3 separate regions of the Mus musculus genome follow, and all the other regions are linked to region 1. The links are chromatin loops, found by intact Hi-C in ENCODE. Cell type or tissue: heart. All regions are shown on one strand.

Region 1 (8,000 bases):
CATGAGCGTGTTGCTCTCATGAATGGGTCTTTCTCAAGGGAGTGGATTAAGTTTCTAAAGACTGAGTTAGGTCAAATGCTCCACCAATTTACCATGCCCATAACACCTTACTGGGGGATTCTAGGCATGTGCTCTTCAACTGAGCCATAATTTTAGTCTCTTGTAGGGGGATTCTAGATAGGAGGTCTATAGCTGAGCCATGCCTCCAGCCCCTCATTGAGGGATTCTAGGCCAGGGCTCTACCCACAGTACCACATTCCCATCCCCTCCCTGGGGGATTCTAGGCAGGGGCTCTGCCACTGAACTGTGTCCCCAGCCCCTCACTGGGGGATTCTAGGCAGGCACTCTACTACTAAGCTATACCATCAGCTTATTATTTCTGTTTTTAGAATTCTCGAAATGCATCCGCTATCATTTGATTCCATCATTATGCAGCTCGATTTCTGTTTTTAATCATGGCCGCAGGAACAGAAATGCATCTTGTTGGGGGGGGGGGTGCTACCTCCATCAAACAAATGCCGAGCTCTGCCGTGCCGCCGTCGCGCTGTGATCTTTCCATCTATTCAAAACGGCACTGAATGCTGTGATTTATTAGTGGTAGCCCGGAGAGGAGGAGGAGATCCAGAGAAAAATCAAAAAAATATGCAGACAGTCGGCTTCCAGACAGGCAGAGCGTAAGTGGAAAGATTTTTGTGTTACTTTATTTTCTTTGATTAGCATGTAAGGATTGGATTTATTAGCAGAGTATAGTGTTTTATTTGAACTCATACACCCAGCTTTCTCCCCTCCCTCTTTCTCTGTCTCTCTCCTTACTGCTCCCACCCATGTATGTATGTGTGTGTGTGTGTGTGTGTGTGCACATGTGCACATGTGCCCGAGGTTGACATTAGGTTTTTCTCAATTGTACTCCACTTGGTCTATTAAGGCAAGCTTTCCCACTTGGATCTAAAGCTCACAGATTTAGCTAGTTTAGTTAGCCACTTTGCCCCAGGCATCCTATCTCCACCTCTTCTGCACCGAGAATATGCTACACCCATCTGATATTCACAAGGGAGCTGGGGGGTCCAAACTCCAGTTCTCATGGTTTTATGGCGGGTGAGTGCTTTGCTCACTGAGCCACCCCAACAGTCCCCTTGGTTATGAGACAGGGTCTCCCTGTGAAGCACAGGCTAGCCTCAAACTCACGGTCCTTCTGTCCCAGGCTTCCAATGCACCTAGCCCCCTCCCTTTCTTTTACTGTCTCTTTCTTCTCTTTCCTTCACTCTTCCATCTCCCTCTTTTGAAAATTTGCTATTCTGCCCTTTCCCCACCCCCCATCCCCCAGGATCTCATATAGCCCAGGTTGGCCTCATACTTGCCATGTAGCTCAGGCTGGCCTTGAACTCCTGATGCTCCTGCCACAGCCCCTCAAGGACTGGGATTATAAGTGTGCACCATCATGCCTCACTTCCTGGTCTGTATTACCGGAGCCTTTGAACTCCTATCTTCTTGCTCTTTTTAAAGTCCATCATGGCTTATTACAGTCGTGTCTCTGAGGCCTTGAACCCCAGAACTTAGTCCTTCTGTCCAGCTATAGTCCCAAATTCCCTCAGCCTCTAGTATTACTACTGTAGTCCTAGCATTGCTGGGTGTTGTAGCTACACTGGTGATGTAGTTTTCCTTAGGCCATCCCTGCTCCCATCAGCTCCTCCCCTGCACTTCTCCTCAGGAAGAGTCATGCAAACACTCTCCCAGCTTCCTCTCCTGCTACCCTTGAGTCTGCTGAGGTCTCACAGCATCCCCATTAGAACTGTAGCCCTTGCAGGGGTAGCTGGTTCACTCAGCTGTTGCAATCCTCTCTCTGAGAAGTTTTGGACCTGTGTATTCCTTGTCTAGGTCTGAATGGGGTGGTGGTGGTCTAATCCCATAGGCACAGAAGAGTTAAGGTGCCAGTGGTTGCAGATTTGTGTGTGTGTGTGTACATGCATGTATGCACATGCTCACAAGTGTGCCTCTGTGCATGTGGAGGCCAGAGGCCAAACTCAGGTGCTAATCTACCTTGTTTTTTGAGACAGGTCTCTTATTGGCTTGGAAACCTCCAAGTAGGCTTGGCTGGCTGGTCAATGGGCCCTGGGGTTGCATCCATCCCTACCTCTCAAGCATGCGCATTCCTAAAGCCCAATTTTCTTTCTTCTTCTTCTTCTTTTGTTGTTGTCTCCCTAGCTCCTCTATTGCAGTTTAACACCTCAACACCTCAACTCAACTAACTTTCTAACTCTTCATCTCTAAACCTGCTCTTTCTGCAGCGGTCCTCATTCCTTTAGTAAGAGGTTGAACCTTGTGGTGCCTCTGTCTGAGAGTCTCAGAGGCCTTCTTAGTAGCTCCTTTTGCTCAGCGCACCACAGTCAGGATGTCAGCGCCATGGCCACAGATCACCATCTGAAGAGCTGCCACCTGGTCTCACCCTCACCTTTTTTTTTTTGTCAGGACCACTTAAATTGTGTCTCCGCGTGATCCTGTGGCTTGACCCCCTGTCTGCTTGGCTCATTTCTCTCTCTTTCTTTTCTTTTCCTTTTTCTTTTCTTTTCTTTTTTCTTTTCTTTTCTCTTTCTTTCTTTCTTTCTTTCTTTCTTTCTTTCTTTCTCTCTCTCCTTCCCTCCCTCCCTCCCTCCCTCCCTTCTTTCTTTCTTCTTTCTTTCTCTCTTTCTCTCTCTCTTTCTTTCTTTCTTTCTTTCTTTCTTTCTTTCTTTCTTTCTTTCTTCCTTCCTTCCTTCCTTCCTTCCTTCCTTCCTTTCTTTCTTTCTTTCTTTCTTTCTTTCTTTCTTTCTTTCTTTCTTTCTTTCTTTCAATTTTGCAGTGTGAGGATGGGCTCACAGGCCTTTGAGTCAAAGACTCTAACCCACTAAGCTCCATCTCAGCCCAAAGTCACAAGCCCAGCACAGAGCTCCACCCCCAGTTCAGAGCCCACCTCCAGCCTAGTGCTCTACCCCCAGTTCAGAGCTCCCACTCAGAGCTCCATTTGCAGCCCAGTGCTCCACCCTTTATTCAGAGTTCCACCTCTGTCCAGAGCTCCACCCATCCAGAGTTCAACCTCTACCTCAGAGCTCCACCCAATCCCAGAGCTCCACCCAATCCCAGAGCTAAACCCAATCCCAGAGCTCCACCCAATCCCAGAGCTCCACCCAATCCCAGAGCTCCACCTCTACCTCAGAGCTCCACCCAATCCCAGAGCTAAACCCCCAGCCTTGTGCTCCACTCCCAATTCAGAGAGCTCCTCCCACCCATTCCAGAACTCCGCCCTTAGCCTAGAGCCCCACCCCCAGCCTAGTGCTCCACCCAGTCTAGACCTCCACTTCGGCCTAGAGATCCACCGCAGCCCAGGCAGGATCTTTCATGTCAGCCCTTTGGATCCTTATCAGAGGGTGAGGCCTCACATCCTAGGCCCCAAGCAGTTCATTCCTTTTTCCTCTCAGAGTCCAGGTTCTTGATTACCTGCTCAGGGATCCTAGAAATCCCACGTGGGAATTAGGACCTCGCTCCACAACTCCTACTGCACATGTAGGTAGTGAGGTCACACCTCAGGCAGCCAACAACTGCCTCCAGATAGCCTTCAGAAAGCTTAAGGCATCGCGGTACAATACGCAGCTTTGACCAGTAGATGGCACTGTGGTTGTTTCCAAAAGGCAGCTGAGGCTTTTGGAGAAAGAAAATGTCCAAATGGCAGCAACAGCTGCACTCCGAACCCTGCAGGGAGCTTTCAAAAGCATTAACCCCTGAGTGGTAGGGAAGCAGGAGCTGGAGGCAGGGGGGGGATCTTAACTCCCGGAGGCCAGGCCAGAGGAGCAAGGGGCAAGCGGAGGCAGGAGAAAGCAAACTGCAGGGTGCCCTTTCTTAGGGACAGCCAGGGGCTCAGTTAGCCCAGGGGTGGGGTTTGGAGCCACTCTGGCACTCCGTTGGGGGGTGGTTTTCTAGAGATGAATGCAGCTGGGAGCCCCGTGCTGACTGTGTGAGATTGCCCTGCAGTTTCTTTTTAGTAACCACTTTGGGCCACTAATTTAAATCGTGGCTCCTCTACCCGTGAAGGCCAGGAACATTTCTTCTTCGTTTGTGTTGGTTTTTCAGAATACCCGACAAGTGTCAGATGCCTTAGAAATAGTTGTTGAACCAATGCCTAATTGATTAGATAGATAAATAAATTTTGGATTTGGGGGTGGTGGTGGTGAGGAAATTGAACCTTTCCCTTTGTTGAGAATTGAACCCAGGACCTCCTGTGTGTTAGGTAAGTGCTCTGTCAATGAGTTTCGGTCCTGAGAGTCAGCACCCTCCCCTCCCCCCATGCCCTACCTCAGGAAACAATGGCATTAAGGATCTTGCTTATTTGGTACAGGGTTTGTTGACTACGCTGGAAGCCCTAGGTTTCATCTCCAGCACAGCACAAACAGAGCACTTGGGAGGTGGCAGTAGGAGGTTCAGAAGTTCAAGGTCATCCTCCACTACTCCCGCAGTTCAAGGCCAGTCTGGAGTTTCTGAGACCCTGACTCATAGATAACTAAGTACATTTTACAAATTAAAAAAAAAAATTAGTGATGGGGGTTGGGGTGATGGCACAGTGGTTACAATGCTTGTCGTGCAAGCTGGAGGACCAGAGGTTGGATCCTAAGGACCCATGGAATGACAGGTGGGTGTGGCAGGTGGGTGTGGCGGCTTGCCTGTAAACCCAGCCTCTGAATTTAGAGATGGAGGAGCCAGGGAGCAAACTGGCTAGAGAGGAAACCAGCTCTATCAGTGAGCTCTGGGTTTAGCTGAGAGATTAGGCCTCAAGAAGAATAAGAGAAAGGATTGGGGAATATTTCACATATCAGTCTTGGGCCACACACACACACACACACACACACACACACACACACAAGCTTACACATATATATGAACATGCATGCACACCCCACATACACATGAAAAGAAAACAATAATAATAATGACAAACAACAGGACTCCCTGTTTGTGGTGCTACATGCCTTATAATCCCTGTAGGTTGGGAAGCGGAGGCAGGAGGATGTTCACCATTCTAGGCCACCATGGCCTACATAATGACATGTCTCAACAACAGGCATAAGCCCAGACAGGGAATTTCAAATGTCTGCCTTGGTGTCTTTCAGTGCTGACCCTCTCGACGGCATCCATTGCAGTACCAAGAGCTAGCCAAAACTCCTTCCCCACATCACATCTCCATACATCTGTCAAATCTGTGCTTCTCAATTCCCTCGGATCCATATTCATCCTTCTTTAGCAATTTATCTCTATCACATCCTCCTTTGAATTAAAAGGATTTAGTGGCTCATTCTGTCTTCCAGCTAGATGGGGTTATGTTAGGATCTCAGTTCAGGTCACCCAGGCAATATGGCAGCCATTATGGGCCAACTCCTTAAAGGGTCTTTAAAGAAAACACAATTAAGGCTGACAGCATTTTCTAAAGAGGGCACACCTATCTATGTCCCTTTACATCATTTTTCTTACTTTCTTTTTCTTTTTTTGTTCTAGTGCTGGGGATGGAACCTAGGACCTTGTACATGTTAGATAAGAGTTCTGTTGCTAAGCCACGCCCCCAGCCCCTCACTGCGGGATTCTAGTTAGGAGTTCTGCCACTTAACCACATTCCCAGATGGCCATAAGTGAATTTTAGGTTAAGTGCCTTACCATTGAACCATACCCCTCAGACATGTTGTTCTATTCATACATTAGAAGAAAGGAACACAGACTTGGACACTGCAATACTGCAGTGATAAGTACCTGAGGTAAACACATTGGTTTAGGAAGCTACTCTCACATCTGCAGCTCAGAAAGTAGAGAGAATGGAGCAGAAGTGAGACAAAGTGGTAGCCCTCATAGACCCTCCCCTAACAGCTTTAGGAGGGGCCATGTTATCTTGTTAGCTTCAGGAACTTATTATTGAGACTTGTGTGTTGTTTACTTCCTGAGTTCTATGAGCCTCACTTGCTCCTTCCTGGAAGGAAAGAAAGTGAAAGCAGTTCCTACTCTGAGGAAATGTCATTATAGCAGGGGAAAAGGACAGGATATGATTCGTGGCTAAAGTAAAATGAACAATAATTAAGGCCAGTGTCTAGAAACTCATAGTAACAAAGACACCTAGTTAAGAAGGACCTTGGAGACTACTTGATTTGTGCTCCAAGTTTTACAGCTGGAGAAAATTGAGGCTTAGCCAAATTAAGTCAACTATGATAGGTCCCCCAGCTCTGAAGCTGCATGCCTAGTTCCTAACATGGTGTTTGACCTATTTTCTACACAGCTATACACAAGAGCTGGGAGAGAAGACAGGTGCTAGAGTTGCTGACCTGTAGAGTAGAAGCATCCTTTTCAAGAATAAGATGGGATGACTGCTGATACCTTCGTTCTTCTCAAGCTCCCATGAAGCCCAGGGTAGCCTCTACTTGCTACCCTCAGTTTCCTCATTGTGCTTTGAATGTGAAAATTGTCCCTTAATGGTTTATGTGTTTGAACACGTGCTCCCTACCTTATAGCACACATATGCACACAAACACACAGCTGAATGACTAAATGCAATATAAATATAAAACAGGAGCTGGAGAGGTGGCTCCATTTGTTGTGCAAACATGAAGATCTGAGTTCTAACGCTCAGCACCTATGTAGAAAGGTAGGTATAGCCACATATGTGCTTGCAATACCAGCATAATGGGGTTAGGTTCAGTTGTGGAGACAGAAAAATCATTGGGACTTGTTGGCTGCCAGCCTAGCTTCAGGTTCAACAAGAGGCTCTGTCTCAAGGGAATAACTTGGAGAGTGATGGAGTAGAAACCTAGTGTCCCACCTCTGTCTCCAACACACACACACACACACACACACACACACACACACACACATACACACACCACACAAAGTGTGTAAGGTCATTTCGTCTGTATGTAGGTCTGTGCACCACTTGTGTACCTGGTATCTGAAGGAGCCAGAAGAGGGCATTGGAGTCTCTCAAAGTGGAGTAACAGGCAGTTGTGAGCAACCCTGTGGGTCCTGGGAATTGAACCTGAGTCCTCTGGAAGAGCAACAAGTGATCTTAACCAGAGACCTTTCCAGTCCCCTCATATTTGTGTGTGCATGTGCGTGTACGTATGTGTGTGGTGCATATACACATTACTGTGTGGTGTTCACGTTGAGACCAGAGCAAGACTTTGTGTGTCTTCCTCTATTGCTCACTACCTTGAGGCAGGATTTGCCACTGAAACAGAAGTACATCATTTTAGGTAGGTGGGGTGGCCAGTGAACCTGTCTTCACCTCACTGTTGGGTTACAAGCATTTGCAGCCATTATCTTGATTTTGATGTAGGTATTGGGGATTTGAACTCAGCTCTCCAGGTTCTCATAGTCCTCTACTCCTGTTTCCAGTTAACTACGATTAGTTAGCATTAGTTTCATGATGACTTGTCCTGGTTAGACTTTTGTCATATTGACACAAACAACAGTCATCTAGGAAGAGGGACTTCCATTGACAAAATGCATCCATCAGATTGCTTGTAGGAAAGTCTATGGGGGCATCTCCTTAATTAATAATCGATGTGGGATAGCTCATCCTACCATGAGTGGTGCCCCCTCTGTGCAAGAGGTCCTGGGTGGTACAAAGTAGGCTGAGCAATCCATGGGGAGCAAGCCAGTAAGCAGCACTCGTCCATGGCTTCTGCTTCAGTTCCTGCCTCCAGTTCCTTCAGTGATGGAGTGTGATCCGAGAGTCTTATGATGAAAGAAACCTCCCCCCACCCCCCACCCCCACCCCAGGTTGCCTTTGGTCATGGTGTTTCATCACAGCAGTAGAAAGCAGACTAGGACAGTGATATTTCTATTCACAAGTGTCATTGTGTTCCCCCATGTGGTCCCTGGGCTTTACCAGCCTGAGGCTGGATGCCAGCCTTCATGATGACCTTCGACTCTGGGCTCTTGAGCTCCCTGTGACATTGGGTTCCCTGCTCTGGAGCTGGAGGTAGAGGTGGTTGTAA
Region 2 (8,000 bases), 200 kb after region 1:
ACCACTGTGAACACCATGCCACTATGCAAATAGCTCCTGGGCTCTCTCCTACCGTATCCCGTGTCCTGCCGAGGATGGGCCACATCCCCTTACCTTCTCGATTTTATCTTTGTCCCTCCTGACTTTCTTTCAGTTTTTATCCATTCTCTATCTCTTCCTGAACATGGTATTATTTCTGGAGTCACCGTATTACCCTCATGCAAGTACACTCCCCTTCTCTCCTTTCCTTCCTTTCTCTCGTTCCTTTCCTTTTTCCTCTGTTTTCCTTTCTTACTCTGTTCCTTTTTTCCTCTTTCTTTCACACACACACACACACACACACACACACACACACACACACACACACACAATTTTATATGTGTGTTCATGTATATGTAAGTGTGTGTGTGTGTGTATACAATGAGTATGCATGTAGAGGCCAATGGTCAAATTCTAATTCAGCTGTCATTTCTCAGATATTATTTGTTTGTTTATTTGTTTGTTTTTGAGACAGACTCTTGCACTGGTTCAGTGTAGCTGGCTGGCTGGTCAGTGAGTCTCAGAGACCCTCGTCCTCAGTACTGGATTACAAATGCCTTCCACTTTGCCCAGACATTTTATTTGGGTCTCAGAAGCAAGTCCCTCATGCTATGAGACAAGCACTTTGTAGGCTGAGCCAGCTTCCATCCCAGCTCTCAGAGTAGCCCTTTGTGTGTGGACTTCAGATGAGCTGCCCACGAGAGTCCTAGTCCCAGGTAAGACATCGGATGAACAGCCTTTCCTCAATCTCTGTTGACATAATCTTACCTCTGAAACCAAGGCAACCTCTAACGTGTTTGTTTCCATGTAGGTATGCTTGGGGGAGATTTATACAGCAGACCCCTATAACCAGATTTTATGTATCTATCAGGCATGTCCAGTCTTTAGACACTGCAACAGAATAGTATAATCTACAAAGCCCATGTTTAAGAACTGAACAACAGAATTTTTATTTAAGTGAAAAAAGTAAAACTCTCATAATGGAACCCCCTGTTCACTTTTTCACATCCTGGCACTGTGACCTGGGTCTTCACTGGCAGCATTTCCTGTGCTTGACCACACTTCTTGGGAGCGGGGACAGCTGACTATCTTTACCGCCCACTGTTAAGTGGTACATCTGCAGTTTCCGCAGGACCAATGCCTTCATCTTGTGTGTGGTCAGATCTATTAGGAGACTTGGTCACTACGACATAAATAAGACAAGAGTGGAAGAAGACAGAGTCCTGATGTACTATAACCTGACGCTGTCACCCCAAACTCGCTTTCTGTCCGTCACTGGTTGCTTTGGTTCCCGTATCTGGAGCCCACTCTATGAGACTTTAGATCTGAATGTTTGAAAGGGGAGCTACATTCACAGTGGTCTGTGATGAGGACTTGCGATGTGTTACTTCCCTGTATTTCGGTTCTTACTGTTTCCCTGGGATAACGACTGTGTTGGTTAAGTGAAGTTGGACTGAATGCGTTTTGTGTCCATGAGCCTATGGAGACAAGTGGTGGAAGGTGATAGCTTGAAAGCATTATGTTTGGGTGGCAAACCAACAAGGGGTGGCCTTCTTATGATAGTTTCTATTGACTGCCAATTGTACAAGAAATAGAATCACCCTGGAGACAAATCTTTGAGATGGGTTTTAGAGATTAGGTTAGCTGCGATGGGAAGCCCAGCCTATGCTTTATTCAGGCCCTGATTGTTTTTCCAGACAGACTGATGCTTATGCTATAGGAAGTCATAGGACTACAGAATATTATCTCCATCATCAGAGGAGCCGTAGACTTGAACTACAGACTTCACGAATGCTAGGCAAGAGCTCTGCCAACCGAGCTACATCCCCAGCAGGGAAGCTTTCCTGACTTATGTCCTTGGAGGGCATATGGACAAAGGCCTGCCCCTCCCTAGCAAAGTGTGGATGCCTATAACCAAATTTTTTGTATCAGGCAGGTCCAACCTTTTGATATGGAAACAGAACAGTGCCATCTACAAAGTTCATGGTTAAGAACTGATCAACAGAATTTTTCTTTAATTGAAAAAGTGTGTGGCAAGTTGACAACTGGGTATACATGCCCGTGTCCTGGGATTGTTTTGAGCACACCCTTAGATGCCAAGGGCAGATCACTGGACAAGCATCCCCTCCAGTAGTTCTTGCGCGCGCCCTGGCTCACCAGCAAGAACGACGCTTCAACAGGATCCTTCTGCACACGTTTATTGGGAGAGCTTGATTGCAGAGGTGAAGAGACCCCAAGCCCAGAACTGGTGTTGCTTATATAGGCCTAGGAGAGGCGTGTCTCACATCCGGATTGGTTATGCATGGGTTATGCTTACCACCTCATTTGCATGCCTACATCTGATTGGTTAACTTGTCTCTCATCTGATTGGTTAACTTGTCTCTCATCTGATTGGTTAACTTGTCTCTCATCTGATTGGTTAATTCTCAAAACCTCATCTTGGCAAAAAAACCCAAAACTTTACTGCCTATGTATGCGTGGTGGCCAGCGGTAGCCAGCGCCACCCTGCAACGGCACATGTGACTTCCCACAAGTAGTGATACCCAGAATGCTGGTGTCTGGCATCATACTCTGTTCTGAGAAGGAGACTCAGATCGTAGATTTTAGACCATGATGCTGTGCAATTATGATTCCTAATAGGATCACACTACCTCCAGGCCTCTCATCCAACCTATCTCTCTCTCCCCTCTCTCCTGCAAAGGAAACCCAGTAAGCCAAATCTCTAGGCAAGCATATTGTGTGAGATAGATAAATCTAAGAAAAATAAGACCCCTCTAAGGATTTGGGGTGGAAAAAGAAGATATCTATATAAATAATTTTATGCTCTGATATCCTAGAAGGCTGTCATTCATAAATATATACATACACATTTATATATTGTAATATATGTGTAAATATATGGGAATATTTATATTTATATGCATGCACACATATGTATACACTACATGTATATACATATGTCTCTGTGTGTGTGTGTGTATAAAATGTCCCACTTCTATTTCCATATCCTCTCTTTTTGAGGTGTTGTTATTGTTGTTGAAACCTACTGTGTCCAACAAAAGCTGCCTGATATGTATTGGCTTCCCTGTTGGCTTGATCTTGTACAGGTAGCCAGAGCTACAGTCAGTTCAATGGTGATGTCATATCCAGAAAGCCCTTACATTCTTTCTGTCACCTTTCCTGTGATGTTCTCTGAGTCTTGGGGTGGAGGTTGTAGATGTCCCATATAAGGGTCTAATGTAACTCTTGCGTGGTATGCATTCTGAGAAGATCATTCTAGTCTGATATCAATTACTGATTTAAAATTTGAATTGTGTGTGTATGTGTGCAGTATGTTGTGTGCTTGTGTGTGATGTGTGTACCTGCCTGTGGGGGCCTGTGCACATGCGTGTGGAGGCCAGAGGAGAGCATTTGGGTTCCTTCCTCTATTTTGCTCCACTGGATCTTCCTGACACAGGGTATTTCACTGAACCTGAGCCTGGCTGATTCTGCTAACTTAGCTGTCCAGGGAGCTCTGGGGATCCTCTTGTCTCTGCCCTGGGGTTGAAGGCATGTCTGACACTTTAATGCGGGTTGTAGGGACTTGAACTCAGCCCATCCTTGATGCAGCCTCGGAGACATCTTTCTCATGCTAGATACTGGTCTTTCTAGTAGATATTGCCCTTACATATCTCACTCAAGAGACACCATCTTGCAAAGATTCATGGATGAACTTTGAAAGTCCATTCAAGTGTTTTGGGGCGATCTACATGACAAAGATAGTATCAGTATGAGATCCTAGCTATATCTCAGGTGTATTTATGGGTGATGTTGGGCCTGGCTAGGTGGGGTCATGATTGTCTCCAAGTTTATGGACAAGTTCAAGTTCCACAGCATTTTTGACACTGTTCCTAAACTCAGTAGCTCAGTCAGTACCCGCCACCTGAACATGTTGTTTCCCAGAATGCTTTTTGATTGTATGCTCACTGAGAATTCTCCATATTCCATAAAAGCCCAGTGACTCCTAATTACTTGATGATTGACACTTATTTTAGAAGAATAGAATAAAATAACTCCAGGAGAAAGATAATTTTAGCTTTTCATGTCCATCTAGATAATGTGGTCTCTCCCATTTGTTTTATTGTAATTTATCTCCCTGTACGGAAAACATCAATTAGGAATAAACTCGTACCTCTCTTTTCAGAAACTGTCCATTCTTCACTGTTTATTTTCACATGGCTCTCTGCTACAGCTTAAATGTGAAAAACCTCCCATAGGTCCATGTGCTGAACCCTTGTTCTCCAGTAGGTGGCAGTATTAGTTACTATTCTGTTATGGTTAAAATACCAGGATGGGGAAAGTAACTTAAGGAAGAAAGAGTTTATTTTAGCTTATGGTAGGGAAGGCATGGCAGGCAGATCAGGAAGGAATGTGATCACATTTCATCCGCAAACAGGAAGTGGAAGGATAGGACAGAAAGTTGAGCCAGGCTCTAGACCTTCCAAGTGACCCCTTTCACCCTTACTTCTTTCAGTAAGGTCTCCACCTTCTGAAGGTTTTATAACCTCCTCAAAGAGCTCCACCAACTAGAGACCAAGTGTTCAAATACACAAGCTTATGAGGGACTTCTCTCACAGTGACGGCGCTGTTTTGAGAGGCTGTAGAGCTTAGCCAGAGGCAATGGACTAACTATCAAGGGAAGGCATTCCAAGGTATACCTGCCTGCCCCCTAGTTTGTGTCCGCTTTCTCTGCTTCCTGGTTGATTGTGGTGTGAACTGCCTCCGTCTCAGGATCCCACTGCCACAACTGGAGCTGTTCCACCGTGCTTCTGTCACGATGGATAGAAACTCTGAAACCTTAAGACAAGTCTTTTATCTCTGAGAATGCTTTACGGATACTGTTTTAAACGAGCCATCACGTTCACAGAGACAGAATGTTTACTATACCCTCCACTATACCCACTTTTTTCTCTCCCTTTGACCTGATTTTGAAGTTCATCTCCCTGAGTTCTTACATATTTTCCTTGAGGCTTTGTGCTTAGTTCAAACAATATGACTATGCCTTTGAATACAACCTAAACTATAGCTCCTCTCTTTTCAGCCTGACTATCTATCTCAATGTACTCAAAGTAAAACTATTACCCCAAGCCAGGTCCAGCATCTTCTACATTTTATGTTTTGTTTAGACCTATCACATGGGTCGCTCTGTCACTGGGCTAACCCAGTGGTATAAGCTAGATAGTAAGAACACATTTTAAAGATATTCAGTATTTCTTTAAGTATCTGTCATAGCAGATTGAGCACTGGAGGGATACCAAGAAAATATCCATTAATAGCCTTGACTCAAAAAAACCTGTTCCAAGGTTGTGTTTGGTGCTGACCATGATCTCCACTACAGTGGAAGCTTGCTGCTAAATAATTTGATGTTTACATTGACTTTTTAATAATAGCTTTCATCAATATAAGGGTTGTGCTCTATTAGTTGTTAGACAAAGGGTATCCATAAAAACAAAATGATAAATAAAAGTGTGACCATCTATGATGGTTTGAATGAAAATGGCCCCCCATAGGCCCATAGGAGTGGCACTATTAAGAGGCATGGCCTTGTTGGAGGAAGTGTGCCCCTCGGGGGGGGGGACCTCTGTTGAGGTCTCAGATGCTCAAGCCAGACCCAGTGTTTCACACTCCTTCTGCTGCCTGCTGCCTACCTCTCCAGCACCGTGTCTGCCTGTTTGCTGCCATGCTTTCTGCCATGAGGACTATAAGCCAGCCACAATGAAATGCTTTCCTTAAAAGAGCTGCCTTAGTCATAATGTTTCCTCACAGAAGTAGATATCACTATCATTTGTAGAGCCTTGGCATACACTTTGGATGCTGACCATAGGCAAAGATTGGTTTTCTTTTTTAAAAAAATCTCTGTGTACGTACAGATGTGTGTACACCACAGCACACAGGTGAAAGCCAGAGGACAATTTCAGGTTTTGGTACTTAACTTCTATATTGTTTCAAACCGGGTCTCTTATTGCTCTCTGCTGCATATGTCAAGCTAGATGGCCCATGAGGTTTTAGGGATTCTCCTTTTTTTGGTCTCCCATCTCTCCAAAAGAGTCCTGGAACTACAGATGTGTGATATACTACACCTGACTTGTAGACTTAGATTTTTTCAAAACATACTTTTAATAAGGGTTCTCAAATGCTACAACCCTGCTTCTAGCCCACAGTCCAAAGGTAGGGGAGAAAAGATGGTAAATAGAACAAGGGGATATGGACCTGTTTAGGAGTAGTTCTTTGGGGGCAATTGCAATCTGTTTGTCAGGATGCCAGAAGTCCAGTTCAGTAGTGTCAGGATACCAATCACGAATCAGCAGTGGTGGCACAATCTAGCTGAAAAAGCCAGGCCTCTGCTGATGTCATCATCACAGGATGACCAGAACCAACTAGGATGCCAGGAGAAGTTCTCTGCCATGCTTCTCTCAACAAAGCCAAGATCAGAAAAGACACAAGACCCAGAACATTGCACAGCTAGCTAGGCAAGCACACTGTCCTATTTACACTCTCTCCAGAATCACGCGTCCTCCCACGGGTCTCGCCTCAGCAAAACACCACGTGCATCTGCATCACACGACACAACCAAAAACTTCCACTTCACTGATGTTTTGTATAGTCTGTGGATTTGAACTCAGGTCCTCATACTCTCGTAGCAAATGCTTTACCCACTAAGCCATCTCACCAGCTCCAGATTTGTCTTCTTGTAGTGGGTGAACTTGAAACACTCACATAACACTCTCTATTGAGATATACACAAAGTATTCATAACTATAATGCCTATATAGATTTTTACAAAATATGTGCTTATTAATAATAAAAAAACCAGGTCAAGCAAAATAACAGTATGTATGGCTCATCAGAGAACCACTTTCGCCCTGTATTCTAGTCATTATCCTATTAAGAGGCTAAGCACTATGCTAATTCCTATCAGCATTGATTTCCTTTCCCTGTATCGATGCTTTATGTAAACAAAATCGCATAGCATACACTCTGTCTTTATCTTCTTTCCTTCAACATTAAGTCTGTGAGATTCATCTATGGTTTTTAGAATAACTGAAAATAACCCTTTTTTTAAAAAAAAATCATTTAAGCACAGTCCTCTTATTTTTTCATGGACACTTAGTGGATAATATTCTTCATGAATAGATGTACTTGAATATCTGAGAGCTATCATTTTCTTGGTTGCAAGAAATCTGTTGTTAGGAAACACTTTGGAGTGTTTTCAGTGATTGCTTATCGGTTCAAGTGTATCAGGAAAGAGTCATGATGCTAAGTTGAAGAATCCTAAGCAGACTAATCCCTCTTATGTGTAGTCCCATTCAGTGCGATTATTAACAGTTAGGACTCCTCAGCCTTGGTTACCAAAACAGTCCACAATCACAGCTACTTGTTTCATGATTTGTGCTTAGGAATAAGTTTTGATTGCATGACCTTGTTCTTGCCTCACAGTTGCCTGGAGAGGAAGCCATTGATCAGCTCAGAAGATATATAGAAAGACTAAAGTGGTATTGCATAACTATTTTCTAGGGATTGGGACATTTCATCTGGGAGGGAAGCTCACTGAAACTCAGGAAGGAAAGGATACTTATGAGGCTCTAGAAGTTATCTAAACTCACAAGTCTCAGGAAGTTCCTGAAACTTAAGAGATACACATGCTCTCGCCTTATGGTTGTATAAACGGTAACAACTGCTATAGAAAGAACCCTCTCCAAACTTCCAGGCAGAGTGCAAGTTAAGAGAAGCGAACAAAGAAGGTAGCTTCTGTGAGACATCACTTACGTTCATGTAGGATTTGGGGAGATACAGCAGGCTTTATAACACCCATGTTTCTATCACCTTTACTCCTGCAAGGAACCCCAATACACTCAGTGGTTTGTGAAGCTAGACTTGAGTTGAATAGTTTCTTTAAACTGTCATCAGGGGTTTGTCTGTTCACATTTTTTCCCCAGGAAAAG
Region 3 (8,000 bases), 1.8 Mb after region 1:
CTGTAATTTAGTTTTAATCCTTCTCTTTATCTGATGTCTCTGTTGTTAGGCACATAAACATTAAAGATTGTTATGTTGTGTCGATTGATGAATGTGTGTTATTATTATTAAATAGATGTCTTTATCCCTGGCTGTAGTCTGAAATATAGTTTTAAAAAAATGTGTGTCCATAAAGCCCTATTTTACTTACTATTCCTACCTTTTAAATAGATTTTTTGGTCATTTTAAAAAACAATGTGCGTGTTGCTATGTGCATGGCTGGGGAAGCACGTGGGAATAGGGCAGGTGCCTTCGGAGGCTAGAAAAGTGTGTTTGGTCCTGATGGTTTGAGCTCGGGTTGTGAGCATTTGAAAGACACACGAATGTGGCAGATTTCCAGCCCCTTCCCTCTGTCTTTTCATAGGAGTGCTGTCCATTGAGAAGGTCAATTTCAAGTCTGCCGGGCTGGCACTGGTTTTATATTGATGATAGCTTTCCGTGTGTGTGTGTGTGTGTGTGTGTGTGTGTGTTGTATCTTTAGCTTGTAAGAGCTTTTCAAGTGATACATGACTTCATATATGGTGTATGAATGATAAACTTAGCATTCCATTCTGTTCTTGGCTTGCATTTCTTCCATCCTAACTTTTATAGTGTACATTTCATAGTGTACATTTATATATGTTAAACAGACAGCAATTTGTTTCTGTTGTTTATATTTTACCAGTAAATTTTTTAAAGCGATTTTCAATCAGGAAATATTGATTAGACCAAACAAGCCAAATGGTTAGTTACTGTGTCTTTCGTTTGATTAAGTCGGACTGACAGTGGAGCTATTCCTGTTAACCAAAGGACTTCCTTCTAGTATTTCTTGTTGAGATAGTCTAGTATATGGCAAACGATATATATGATCTAAGGACACTCAGGTGCAGAGGTTGTTTTCTGTTGATAAATAGGCTCTCTCTCTCTCTCTCTCTGTATTTGTCTGTGTTTGCACATGCATTCGTGCATGCACTTTAAATGTGCTGATATGCTGTCTTCTCTCAGTTATTTCCCACAAGACATTTGATGCCACCTAAATTCTTCTTAACCATAGCAAGGATTTTCTCTGCCACTCAGAGTTTTTAATCCCTGCATTTAGAGCACTTGACTGCAGTGAGTTTTAGTATAGTTTTATACATGTTTCTTCTAGTTTGTATTTGTTGAGTTATTTTATTCTATGGGGGCATAATTTTTATGTTGATAAATTTTGGGTCATTATTTCCTCAAAGATTTATTTTATTTTGTGAGTGTATGTGTGTGTACATGATTATGGGTACGCGTGTGTACATGAGTGTATATGTGCATGGGTGTAGGTGCCTTCAGAAGAAGATGAGGTTAGATACCCCAGAACTTTCATTACAAGCTGTTGTGAGCCACCCAATCGGGGTACTGGAATTGAACTGGAATCTATTAGAAGGGGTGCAAGAGCTCTTAACCACTTAGCCATCTCTCTAGTCTGTCTTTGACGTTTTTTTAAAGAGAGAATTCATCTTTATTTTACCTTCAATGGAATTCTAGTTCTGAGATATCAAACTATTTGTCATCTTGTATTTAAGTGTGTGTGTGTGTGTGTGTGTGTGTGTGTGTTAGTGTGTGTGTAAGTGATAGAGAGATGGAGAGTGTGTGTGTGTCCTTTTGGATAGTTCTTTGGCTTAGCCTCATGCTTACTGATCTCGTTTTCTCCTATGTGTGTTAAGTAGTTTTAGAGGTTAAAAACAGGTTGTGTTGTTTAAATAATAAACATCTTTGTCTTTTAAACATCCAAATGGATCTTATAGTAAATATTTTAATGTTCTTGTTTATGAATGATGTCTTTGTAACTTCTGGGTCATTTCTGTTATTTCATTCTGTTTTGAATATTACTTCATCCTGTTATTTTATTAATTGTTGGGAAATGTGTGCCACCACATAACCACACCCCCAGTCCATCACTGGGGGATCCTAGGCAAGTGTTTACTAAGCTACACACCATCTTCTATAAAGGCAGGATGGAGGTGTTCTAAGTGCATGTTCTATAGTGGACCCACATTCCTAGCCCTGCTTACGTATTTTAAAGAAAATCGTCTCTTTGGAAGGATGTGTTTCTCTAGGTTGAGCCTCATGTCTTTATGCTGTTTGAATTTGCACTTTTAACCTACTTTCATATTTTTTCTGTATTCTAAAATTTCTTCCAGATTCTCTGTTGTTGTTTTCCTTGTTCAAGATGTATCATGGGGTGACCAGTTCACATTTAGTTTTAGAGTGTTTGACAGTATATATTGTTCAGGCTTTGCCTAAAACCTTCACATTATACAAAATCTCACTTGTCTCTCCATTACAGTATAAACCACACTGATATCATCGTAGCTTGTTATTATGTGTCTTTGGTTTGTTAGGAAAGAGCTGTCAGAATAAGCTCTCTTTATCACTTGGAATTACAAGTTAACTGTTGTCTTGCCACTGATTAGAACAGCTGTCTTCTCCATTCTGCTGTGTCTGCTGTGGCATCTCACTGTCACAAGGTAGTGTTGGAGGTGACAGTCTCCTGAGACTCCTTTCATGACCTGTCACAACATCACAGACTGGGATCAGTCAGGGCTTTCTGTCTTTTGTATTGGCAATCTTACTTCTTAAAACATGTGGCTCTGCCTCTGACCCTGCCTTCTGCTCCTCTTTCTCTGCCTTCTGATCTGATGCTGTGTGTTATGGGGCAAGGTCAGGTCAGCTTCTAATATACTCTGATTAAAAATACTGCAGGGGCTGGAGAGATAGCTCTGTGGGTAATAGCAATTGCTCTTGTCAAGGTCCTGAATTGGGTTGCCAGCATCCATGTTGGGTAACTCAAAACCACTAGTAACTCTGTCCCCAGAAGATCTAACACCCTCTTCTGGCTGCCCCATCTACCTGCACTTGCGTGTGCACATGTACACACAAACACATATGAACATACACAAATAAAAATTTAAAATACTTTTAGAAATTCCTTCCTAAAATATACCTCAAAAGGAAGTCTTATGAGAAGACCTACTAATTTGAGAGCTTTATTTTATTTTTTATTTTTATTGAAAAAAAAAAACCTTCATTTTGGAGTTGATGTCTGCGGTATTCCTGTGTTCATATTTTTCACTAGCCTTGGATTCTCCCAGTCCTCCAAACACTGCTGACTTGCTTTCTTTCGCATTGCATGGTTCTGGCTCCCTCTGCAGCCTCAAATGGAAAAGTGCGGGGCTGTCCTTTGTTACTGAAAAAACCCAGCTAGCTGAGCTGCCTGCTTGTTTGAAGGAGCATTTGCAGCTGGTGTGCAAGTGTAGACGGGAAGCGCAGATTAAGGAACGCCTTACTTTTGTTTTGGCAAGGCTTATTGGAGACTAAAGTTGTATCTAGGGAGGATTCAGGTAGAGGAAAAATGGTGAGGATGGGCTGAAGAGAGGCTGAAGAGGTAAAAGGTGACATTTGCTAAGGAGGAAGTTTCAGGAGCAGTGTTGCAGTGTAGTTGTATGAAGACACTGAGCAGTGACACCTGAAAGGTCCCAGGCTGAAGCCTCCTGGGTCACTGGTCAAGGATTACAGCTTGACTGTGTGATTTAACACTTTGTGTGCCTTGCGAGTGGCTTCTCCGTCAACCATGTAGCAGGGGCTTGGGTTGCCCGCTGTACAGACTGCAGTCTCTTGTGCTTCAGAGTGAGGGAATTAGAATTAGAAAATGTAAGTCGAGCCTTCCTAGGCTGTGATAATGGCTTCAGATTATTGCTTTTCAGTGTTCTCTTGAGATGTTTTATTTCCCCCGTAAGTCCCCGAATCTACAGTGTCCATTAAAGGAAAATTATACCAAATTCTAAAATGTAAGTTTTTAAAGCAGCGGTCACCTTGTTTGACTTGTGCTTATTTTTGGATGAGCATAGGAACTTTGGACAGAGTGGGAATATTTGAGCATGGCGCTAGGGGTGCTGTTAGTGTTAACAGGCTGTGTACTCACCAAGTGAACATAGGTTTCCAAGTTCCTTTGGGTTATTTATGCATTTTGGTTCAGTCTAAAGGTTATTTAAAATTTTTGTACTTTAAATGCAAAATTTTATATAGTAGTACTTCTCTAGAATATTATGCATAGTTGTTGACGTAATGGCTTGGGTAGGCACAGATAGCTGGTATGTGAAGAATAAATTACCACATCAAAGCCTGTGTGCTTTAGAGGGAGGAGTGAGTACATTGGTAGGTATAGAAGATTACCTTTATTACACGGAAAATTTCAGTGTTTATATAAACTTTTGTGGGTTTAGCATATTTGTAGACATAAAGTGAGCCTTGGAGCCTTCAAACATGACCTTTTCATTTAGTAGCTGAGTGTCTTTGGCTTGGTTTTTCTTTTTCTTTTAATTCTTTTCCTGGATTTTTGAATCACCTGAATTAATACCTTGCCTTTATTGTCTTTATGTATTCACGTAAACTGAAAACCCCAAACTGAGTGGGTTGTTGTTATTGTTTGTTTGTTTTAAGTTTTTAAGTATGTTTTGTTTTGTTTTGTTTTAAAGTTTTGTTGTGTATGCTTAGCTGGCCTGCCACTCCCATCTACAATGCTGTTAACTCTCCACAGTCCTGCGTTAGCCTTTGGAATTGGTGCTGGAGACATGAGCATGAGCCCACTCCAGGCTTCAGGTTTCTGTTTGGTCACCAAAGCTTTTCTGTGTCTAGAAGACGAAGGTGAATTACTGTTTCTGTCCTGAAGTGAACCTCACACAGCCTTGTTGATGTTAGTGGGAATGCTAATATCTTTTCTAAAGTTCTTCTGGAGTGTTCCTCTGGCTCTATACTAAAAGGACTGTAATCTTTAGAAATTGAGTTCCTGCAGGGAGGCTGACAGCTCAGCAGATGGTGGGAGATTTTAGGGTGTTGTGTTTGTTATCGCTCATGTAGAGCCGACACAGACTCCAAACCCGAGTCTGTATTTCTCTTGGAGCAGACATTAACCTCTTTTTCCAGGCCGAGACAGTGAAGTGTATCAGTTTTGGTAGCCTGGGTTATAAGAAACCTAAATTAGTTTGAAGTGGAATTATCCTGTTGAAAGGGCAGTTGAAAGCCCTTGACACTGGACAGAGGATTGTCTAGTGTCTAATCTTGGCTCAGAACGCAGCAGACATAATGAGAGTCATTATGAACTGGTGATCTCTCACCCCTCCCCTCAGCAGACCGCATTAGACTTGCAAAAACAGAGAGCACTGTGTGTGCTTGGCCCTGTGCCTGCCCTGTGCCAGAGGAAGAAAGTCTACCTTGTTTGTGCTCCAACCAGATACCGATGTATCCTGTTACTGCTAGGCTGGGTTCTGAGTTCCTCTGTTCAAGCTCGTCTTGACAGATGCTGTCATGGCTGACCCTTAGCAAGACAAATGCAGCCACTTTGCAGGAGTTGGCTTCTACCCAGCTGTGCTTGCCAGTGTCCTGAAAGGACGTTCCTGTGTATTTACCTGTGGTCTATTACCCTCCATCACGATCTGAGCTACCTTCAGAATCTTGGCTGTATCTGAAAGCAATGTGTAGTTGTTTGTTCAAATAAATGCAGTCCCTGAACTTGACTTCCTGATCTTTCAATAACAGCTGTTGCTTAAATACATCCTGAGAATCTCCGGGAAGGTCTCCTGCTACAGAATCAGAACTTTGATAGCTGTGTATCATGGACTCTGGAAGCACCACAAAAAGAGACTCTCCACAGATGAATGTTGGGGGGTTTGCTCTGAATGTTAATCTTTGCCTAGGAGGAATGACAGTTTTGTTGTGTTGCAGCGGGTTGGGATGAAAGAAGACAAGTGGCTGGAAATGAGTGGGGTGAACTATGGTGAGAGCTTGCTTCTGAAGGGTGCTGGCAAAGAGGCTTCATTATGGTATTGAAAAACAGATGGGGGCTTCTTGAAGTCTGTGTAAGAGTGAGTGAGTATGGGTCTCCCTCTCCCTCTCCCTCTCCCTCTTCCTCTCCCTCTCCCTCCCCCCTCCCCTCCCCCTCCCTCTCCCCTCCCCTCCCCCCTCTCCCTCCCCCTGCCCCTCCCCCTCTCCCTCCCCCTCTCTCTGTGTGCTATGTGTGTTTAAAAATCATTCTGGCAGTTGTCTGGGGAAGGAATGGACACACACACACAAACACACACACATGCACACACACAGAGAGGTAGGGAGGGAGGGAGAGAGAGGGGGGGTGAGTGGTGCATTATTTTTTTCCTATCAAGCTCTTAGTAAGAGGCTGGTTTAGTAGAGAAAATAAAGTGGATAGGAAAAGATTTAGATATGTGGGTGTCTGTCAATAGAATTTAGCCAACACTTGTAAATTTAAAAGGTGCAAGAAGAAATAAATCAAAGTTAAGGAAAATGGGTATGTAGTTTTCATCTGAGATACAAGAAAGTACCTGTTGAAGAAGCACACATGGCTTTGTAGCTACATCATGACTCCATCAGTCTGGTGAACACGAGTTTAGAGTATCTTGCACTTGAGGTGTGAGTCAGTTGGTAAGGGCAAGTTTACATACATGAAATCTAACTTTGACTTTTAAGACATTGTACACTGTGTATGGGGATGTAAAGTGGTATTCCTAACACTTGGAATACGGAGGTTAGAAGTTCAAGGCTGTTTTTAGTTGTGTAATACATTCCAGGCCACCCTGTGCTACCTTGATGTACTTAGTAGAATACCACAATATAATGTAGATATTGATGAATATATTCAAGTATAGTTATTTTAACCCAGAGTTCAGACTTGAGATGTAGGTTTGTAGGATAATAATTTTATTCTCAATAACCTTAGTTCTATTTCATCATTAAAGTTATGAAATTATCATTTGTTTTTGCTAGCCTGTATCAATGTTGATACAGACAAGGCTCATATTAGAGATCAGATACTGTTTATTGAGAATGCATTGATTGTGTGTAGCTCAAACATCCATTTCCCTATCTGAGTTCATGCCATGTGAATTGTGGGGCAATTGGTTCTGTATATTCACCATTGTTGAAGCAGCCCACAGGACTACAGGTTAGACATTGTTGTCCTGTCCTTGTTCAGAGCCTTTTGGAAAGATCTTGACGTGGATGTCTCCTTTCATGCAGTGCTGAAGTCTTTAGTGCATATTTCTTAAGTGGAATCAACAGCTTAAACTTTATAGAAAGAAGCTACCATAGCTCGCTGTCTAAAACCTTGCATCTGTACTTTCAACTTCGGCACACTGTGGGTAGCCAGCCTGCTTTTCCTGTCTGATGTGCTGTATCTCTTATATTTATACTTCATCAGTACCCAGAGGTCTTTAATTTTTTTATCTGTTTGTAAATTTGTTTACCTATGGCATTTCTGGTCAGTTCATTACAAAATAAAATGTATCTGTATTAGAGAAGTAATTCAGTAATTAAAGAGATTTCTGCCCTGAAGAACCCGCACTTACTTCCCAATACCTACATCAGACAGATTACAGCCTACAGTTGCAGCTCTACCCCAGTTCATGCTCCCGTCTTGACTCTGTAGGCATTGTGCTCATGGCATATATCCACACAAAATCGACAGCTTTATCACAGTCTTTTCATTTTTTCCTGTGTATGTGTGTGCGCGAGTGCACACACATGCATGCCTATGAGTGTGTGTGAGCGTGTGGTATGCATGTGTGTTGGTGGGGTAGGTTCACACATGTCAAAGAACATGTACAGGGATCCGAGTATAACCTGGGGAAATCAGTTGTCAAAGAACAATTTGCTGGAGTCGACTCTCTCCTCCTAGCATGTGGATCTCAGCAATGGAACTCCGGCCATCAGGCTTGGTAGGAGGCATATATACTTGCTGAGCCTTGCTGTTCAGTATCACTTTAAATGACACCACAGTTCCTGCAATCTCATAGCTTGAAGATGTTCATGGACTCAATTAGATTGGGTCCTGGAAGGTATGTGGTGAAAGAGAAAAGGAAGCTCATTACTTATCAAGCTTCTTGCTCCTGAACACAATTTCAAGCTTTCTTTACCAAATAACAATGCTTTCTACCTGCAGA

Evidence for each region. Hi-C counts contacts between places; a loop is a spot of excess contacts. Peaks named below come from ENCODE experiments on the same cell type or tissue, not always from the same donor. Only the 100,000 strongest peaks of a DNase experiment are listed, where the experiment ranks them.
Region 2: a loop joins it to region 1, with 2.1 times the contacts of the local background. A loop is called at or near these places in 14 of 42 quality-filtered maps.
Region 3: a loop joins it to region 1, with 4 times the contacts of the local background. A loop is called at or near these places in 10 of 42 quality-filtered maps.

What each region holds. Positions count from the first base shown.
Region 1 is chr5:134,002,591-134,010,590 of GRCm38, reverse strand. No RefSeq gene overlaps it. Among named protein-coding and RNA genes, the nearest start is that of Gm40340, 44 kb to the left of the region's middle. In heart, a CTCF peak has its summit at 3,630 (motif pointing right); a DNase peak (open chromatin) is centred at 3,690; H3K4me3 peaks cover 593 bases; H3K27ac peaks cover 391 bases; H3K27me3 peaks cover 1,409 bases.
Region 2 is chr5:133,798,543-133,806,542 of GRCm38, reverse strand. No RefSeq gene overlaps it. Among named protein-coding and RNA genes, the nearest start is that of Gm36667, 200 kb to the right of the region's middle. In heart, a CTCF peak has its summit at 4,295 (motif pointing right); no DNase peak of the experiment used is centred here; H3K27me3 peaks cover 290 bases.
Region 3 is chr5:132,227,055-132,235,054 of GRCm38, reverse strand. The region is part of intron 2 of Auts2 (autism susceptibility candidate 2); the gene reads left to right. Among named protein-coding and RNA genes, the nearest start is that of Auts2, 310 kb to the left of the region's middle. RefSeq lists an enhancer at 4,695-5,903. In heart, a CTCF peak has its summit at 3,196; DNase peaks (open chromatin) are centred at 3,204 and 5,254; H3K4me3 peaks cover 656 bases; H3K27me3 peaks cover 569 bases.